Regions from separate parts of the Homo sapiens genome. Here region 2 is linked to region 1. Evidence: chromatin contacts called from ENCODE Hi-C or POLR2A ChIA-PET data. All regions are on one chromosome and are shown on one strand. The core of a region is the stretch at or near the end of the contact, and the rest is flanking DNA. Distances in the headings are between cores, read along the strand shown.

Region 1 (2,700 bases), core at 11-2,510:
GCTCAGAGGCGGAGCTCCTGGGCATATTCCCTTCCCAGATGGCCTGCATGACGACTTGGGGAGGTCCAGGACGGCTGTCCTTGGTGATCAGGAGCATGTGAGCACTGGTGGGGATGAGGGAGCCCAGAGGGTCCTACTACACACCCTGCACTGTAATAGTCTGCTTGTGAGCCGGCACAAGCACACCCTGCTACAGGGTCAGACCCAAACTCCTGGGACGAAACAAAGGACTTTCCTCTGTGCTGCACTGTGTGCACCCCTAGCACTTCAAATAAAAGTTTGGCACCTTATACAGGGAGATATTTTGCTAGAACATGAACTTAAATGCATGCAGTATCATACAGGTCGAACAGGAAGCAGTATGGGGGTGCACAGTGCAGCCTCTGGAGACAAGACCTGGGCTTGGTCCTGCCTCTAAGAGTCACTGCTGTGTGACCTCAGCCAAATTACTCAAATACTCTGAACCTCAGATTCTTCGGCTGTGTAAGGGCAACAACAAATACTTCATGGCTGGTTGTGAGAATTACTTGAGCTGACACAAGAAACATGCAACAGTGGCTTGCGTGTGCTGAATGGGCAGGAAGTTTTCTGCTGCGTAATTTGCGATACTAAAAGCAAAGATGATTATTGAGCGCCCTCTGGTGACCAAATGGTACAATTACACCTTAGATTGCGCCAAGCTGGATACTTTTTTATGCGGGGCTCAAGGACTCACAGGCCCTGCTGGTGGTGAATTGCCTGCGGCCCCTTCTTGCTCCATTTCAGTTCCTTGGCCCCGGCGGTAGGCAGCCTCCTCATTAAAGGGGAGGATTTCACGGGACAGGCATCTTCACTACACCTGTCCCGGGCTCTTCAGAACTAGCTCCTGTCTCTAATGCTCGAGGGGGATCATGGTCCAGCTAAGGAAGCTGGTCCCTGCTGCAGCTGGGCTGGGGACTGCCAGGGATTCGGGGGCCTTGGAAACGGAGACCACAGACCCTGCTGTGTGTGTGTGGCGCCAGACCCAGTCTTCATGTCTCCAGGTGAACCGCAGAGCCTCATTCTGGATTTTAAAAACCTAGTTGTTACTGGGCCTGCAGGTCGGCTGTATCCCTGCGGGTTCTCTGCAGCCCCTGCCCCTGTGGGCAGTCATGCTGTGTGCCAGGCACTGTGCTGGGTGCTGGGGATACGGCACAGCACCTGGGGCTTAGGTTAGAGGGGGAGATGGAGGGGGATTTGGGCGGGGACTTCTGGAGTCCTGTCCCAGGGTGTGCAGGCAGTGGGTGTAGAGGTCTCCTTCCCTTCCCCTAGCGCTTCCTCATGCACAAGGCCTGTGCTGACACCTGGGTCACTCTGCCATGTTCCCTGCGGCCTTGAACTTAGTGACAGCCAATATTTACCAGCTCTGTCCACGGGCCATGCGTGGTAGGCCTTTCCTCGAGCCCTCGAGATGGCCTTGCGAGGTCGGTACAACCTCCTGCCAGTACCATCCCCTCCATTCTGCGGAGGAGGAATCTGACCTGGAGAGGTCATGTCCACGGGCCAAGGGAAGTCAGGGTCAGGCTCTCAGAGCCCAGAAGCTCTCACCCCTCGGGCCGTGGTTCCTGCTGCCCCTGCCCAGCCCTTCCCTTTTTGCCGGGAAGCCTCCTCTCTTGGCCTGGGCCTCATGAATTTCCTCCTGAAGGGAGTTAGGGGCAGGAATCCGGCGCCAGCAGCTTCTCACTCCTCCCAGGGCTGCCTGTCAAGCTGGGGCAGAAGAGGAGGCCCTCGGGGCACGTGCCTCCGGCGCTGCCTGCAGCGGCCTCGCCCAGGAAGTGCGGCTCAGCGGGAGCTCGCCCCTGTCCCTGCCTCCGGGGCGGCGCCGCCACGGCCTGGGAAGGAGGCCGAGCCCCTGCTCCCGCGACCCCTGCATGGGCGGGGCAGGCCCCAGGCCCCAGCTGAGACCAGGCTCCCGCTTTTTCAAGGAACCGCCGCGCTGGGCCCTTCACCCACGTGCTTTCCCTGCGGCGGCTCAGCCTCCAGCAGGCCGGAGGGTGCGCGTCGGGTCCCGGCTCCTCCTGCGCTGGGGACAAGCGGCCCCGCGCCCCCTGTCACCCCACGGAGGCCTTCACCTCCCCATGCCCGGCCGCGGCGGACCGGGGGAACTGGGGGCGGGCCGCAGAGGAGGCTCGGGGCACGGCGTGGGCCCAGGGCCGGGCTCCAGGGAGGGCGAGGAGGACGGCACCCCCCGCCGGCTGCGGTCGCGGCTCGTCCAGGTTCAGGCTTCGGCTGCTCCCGGAAGCCCCTGGCGGGGAGCGGCCGCCTGCGGGGAGATCTCGCGCCCCGGCCGCAGGGCTGCACATGGACGCCGGGACCTGCGCCTCCTCCAGCCCCGGCCCGCAGGGTCCTGGCTTGGGCACCGCCCTCTCTCTCCCCAGGGCCCAGCTCGAGGGGCTCACCCGTGGTGAATATGCGCCGGTCACAGAGCACGGGGCAGCCATAGAGGCCACACTGTCACCTCTGGGGACTGGACAAAAATGTCCAAATCCACGGAAAAATGAGATGCCCAAATAATCTCTCATAATTCTTCACGTTAACATTTTGCCTTCTTTTGTCACGTTCGTTCTCTGTCACTCTTTTTATATATGTACCTTCCCCCCACAACCCACTGGAAAGTAATATTCAGACATTGTGACACTTCACTTCTATATAAATTTCCCCTTAAGCATTTACAGCATTAAA
Region 2 (2,703 bases), core at 150-2,649, 510 kb before region 1:
TGGTTTCTCAGCACCTGAGAACAGGTTCTTTGGAGCTTTGCTGACCCAAAGGTGCAGGTGCCTCGTGGGAGGTGTTCAGCGCCTTCAGCCAGGGTTGAGCCCAGGGCACCGCAGTTCTGGACCGCACACCCAGTCCCTCGGAGCCAGGGGTTGTCTCCAAGGATAGAGTTCAGTGGCACCTTTGAAAGGGCATTCTCTGCTGGGGGGTTCTTGCTTTGTTGGGTGGTGTGACCGTGGCACCCCCTGGCTGTAGCTGTCCACATGTGTAGGCCCCACAGGTAGAGACAGCAGGGCCCAGGCCGAGGTCGGGGGAGCCCCAGAACAAAGTAGTCTTGCCGTGAGGCTGCAGCTGGGTGTGGAGAAGGGATGTGGGGGCCAACCCACCAGGGCCAGCAGGAAGAATGGTGGGGGGCATCTGGCTCTTTAGGGCGGCTCCTGCTGAGAGGCTCACTGTCGGGGGCGGGGGCGGGGAATCTCACCCAGATTTTACAATACTGGTGTGACCTTGGGTAAACCTAAGAGGGTTTAACCTCCTACACAGCAAAGAGTACTTCCATTTCTTTGCATTTACTATTGAGCAGCAATTACATTACATCAAAGTGTGGCGTTCATTTATGAAGAACATTAAGATGGCGACAGTGCAGCCCCAAAGGTGCACATTTTCAGCTCTGGGAATACAACTTAGCTGTCATGGAAGAAGGCTTCAGCTGATGAGTACTGTTTACAAATGACAAGCCTTTAACTCAAGCTGACATTGCTACCTTCTCACATATTGGACTTGTGTGGACACAAATGAAGGTGACAATCGGAAACTGCCCTTCAGCCTCGCCCACGCCCTGCTGCCGGAAGCCTGGAAGCAAGCTGTCCCGCTCAAGTCATTTCATCCCGTTTCTTACCTTCCACCTGAAATCTGTTCACCTAGACAAGCTCAGGAAGCAAACGGAATGTGGCAGCTGCCCCTGCTCAGAGTCTATAGGAGTGCTTTTCCTCTGGGACCCCTGAAAAGGGACAGAACCCTGTTTGTACTTGTGGAGGACCCCGCAAACGCCCCATACTTCTGGCTCAAACACATCAAGCCTGTGGAGGAAAGCTGGGCAGCAGGTTCCTGACCCCACTTCTGCCGCAGACAGTCTGGAGGAAGGAAGCCTCTCACACAGGACACTCTGCCTTCATCACCACGCGCACCCTAAGAAAGTGCTTTCCACAAGCTATGTGGTGTCCAGGAAGTGACAAATCTCCAGAACCAGGAGGCACCTCCCTTCCCCCCGGCAACAGAAAAGTCATCTACTCCTGGCAGAGGGAGAAAGTGGTGGTGACCCAGCCTGGGGACAGACGGAGAGGGGCCACCCTCATCTGGCAGCCACAGAGTCTCCCTCCCCTTTCACGGAGTGCCAGGTGGAGGTGAGTGCTGCTCCAGGTAGGAGGCAGCCCCACCCACAGGAAGGTGGTGTCTCTACCAGTCCTGTGTTAAGTTTAGCTTCCCGGGAGCACGTTTAACAACTTAAAAACAAGTGACAGCCAGCCCTGTGGGAGGCTGAGGTGGGGAGATTACTTGAGCCCAGGAGTCTGAGACCAGCCTGGCCAACATGGTGAAACTCCATCTCTACTAATACAAAATTAGCCGGGTGTGGTGGCGCACGGCTGTCATCCCAGCTACTCAGGAGGCTGTGTGGCAGGAGGATGGCTTGAGCCCAGGAGATGCAGGGTGCAATGAGCCGCGATCCACTGCACTCCAGCCTGGGGGATAGAGCAAGACCCTGTCTCAAAAAATGAAAAGATAGATAATAAAAACAAGTGACATTAATTTTAATATTTTCTTTTTTTTTTTTTTTTTTGAGACGGAGTCTCACTTTGTTGTCCAGGCTGGAGTGCAGTGGCACGATCTTGGCTCACTGCAAGCTCCACCTCCTGGGTTCAAGTGATTCTCCTGCCTCAGCCTCCCAAGTACCTTGGACTACAGGCGCCTGCCACCACGCCCAGCTAACTTTTTGTAGTTTTAGTAGAGATGGGGTTTCACTGTTAGGATGGTCTTGAAGACCTCCTGACCTCGTGATCCACCTGCCTTGGCCTCCCAAAGTGCTGGGATTACAGGCGTGAGCCACCGCACCTGGCCAATTTTAATATTTTAACTGAAGATGTTTCATATAATATTCAGCAATATAAAAATTACTAATGACTTTTTTGGTAAGAAGCCTTTGAGGTGTGCTGTGTGGTTGACACGTTATGGCACTTTTCAGGTTGGACTGGCCCCAATTTACATACTTAGTGGCTGCAGGTGGCTTCTGACGGCCATGAGGGACAGCACCCTTCCTTAGACTTCCTCTCACTGAGTGTGAGGCCCCAGAGGACTCGGCTGCTTTCCATCACTCCCAGGGGAGGGCGGCTGCTGAGACGCAGAGGTGGCGCAGCCACCAGGCTGCCAGAGCCTGATGTTGAGGGACACGCTGCTTCCGCCAGCTGGTCCCTACAAAGCCGCACCCCTAGAAAGCGACCCAACGCGAGGGCTGCAGGCTTCCTATTCTCCCATTAGCACAAAACAAATGCACACTCATTCTCCAGTTTCTGCTGGCTAACGCCTTGATGCCAATTGTGGTGGCAGCTAGGAGCCAACTAGAACCACCTTCATGCCCTCCACTGTCCCACTCTCCACTGGGCCCAGCTTCCAGAGAGATCTTGAATCAACCGCCCTCAAACCTGTCCTCC

The links. Hi-C counts contacts between places; a loop is a spot of excess contacts on that map. ChIA-PET counts read pairs that join two places held with the same protein, here RNA polymerase II (POLR2A). Pooled maps may share reads with other maps.
Region 2: a loop to region 1 is called in a pooled map, with 4 times the contacts of the local background. The contact joins two enhancer-like sites. A Hi-C loop is called at or near these places in 1 of 168 maps with a recorded cell type or tissue (PC-9), 1 of 37 single-sample maps with no recorded cell type and 8 of 50 pooled maps. POLR2A ChIA-PET finds 5 or more read pairs at or near these places in 2 of 52 experiments (GM12878 and PC-9).

What each region holds. Positions count from the first base shown.
Region 1 is chr14:101,705,416-101,708,115 of GRCh38, reverse strand. All of the region lies in intron 1 of LINC02320 (long intergenic non-protein coding RNA 2320), which reads left to right. Among named protein-coding and RNA genes, the nearest start is that of LINC00239, 24 kb to the left of the region's middle. RefSeq lists an enhancer at 1-427 and silencers at 1,834-2,103, 2,114-2,233, 2,314-2,373. Within about 2 kb of position 1,260, at least 27 of the 41 ENCODE cell types and tissues checked have a DNase peak (open chromatin) inside an H3K27ac peak, as active enhancers do; they include PC-9, where a contact is called at or near this core.
Region 2 is chr14:102,219,852-102,222,554 of GRCh38, reverse strand. It overlaps a transcript of WDR20 not described here and a transcript of MOK not described here. Among named protein-coding and RNA genes, the nearest start is that of WDR20, 81 kb to the right of the region's middle. Within about 2 kb of position 1,399, at least 3 of the 41 ENCODE cell types and tissues checked have a DNase peak (open chromatin) inside an H3K27ac peak, as active enhancers do; they include PC-9, where a contact is called at or near this core.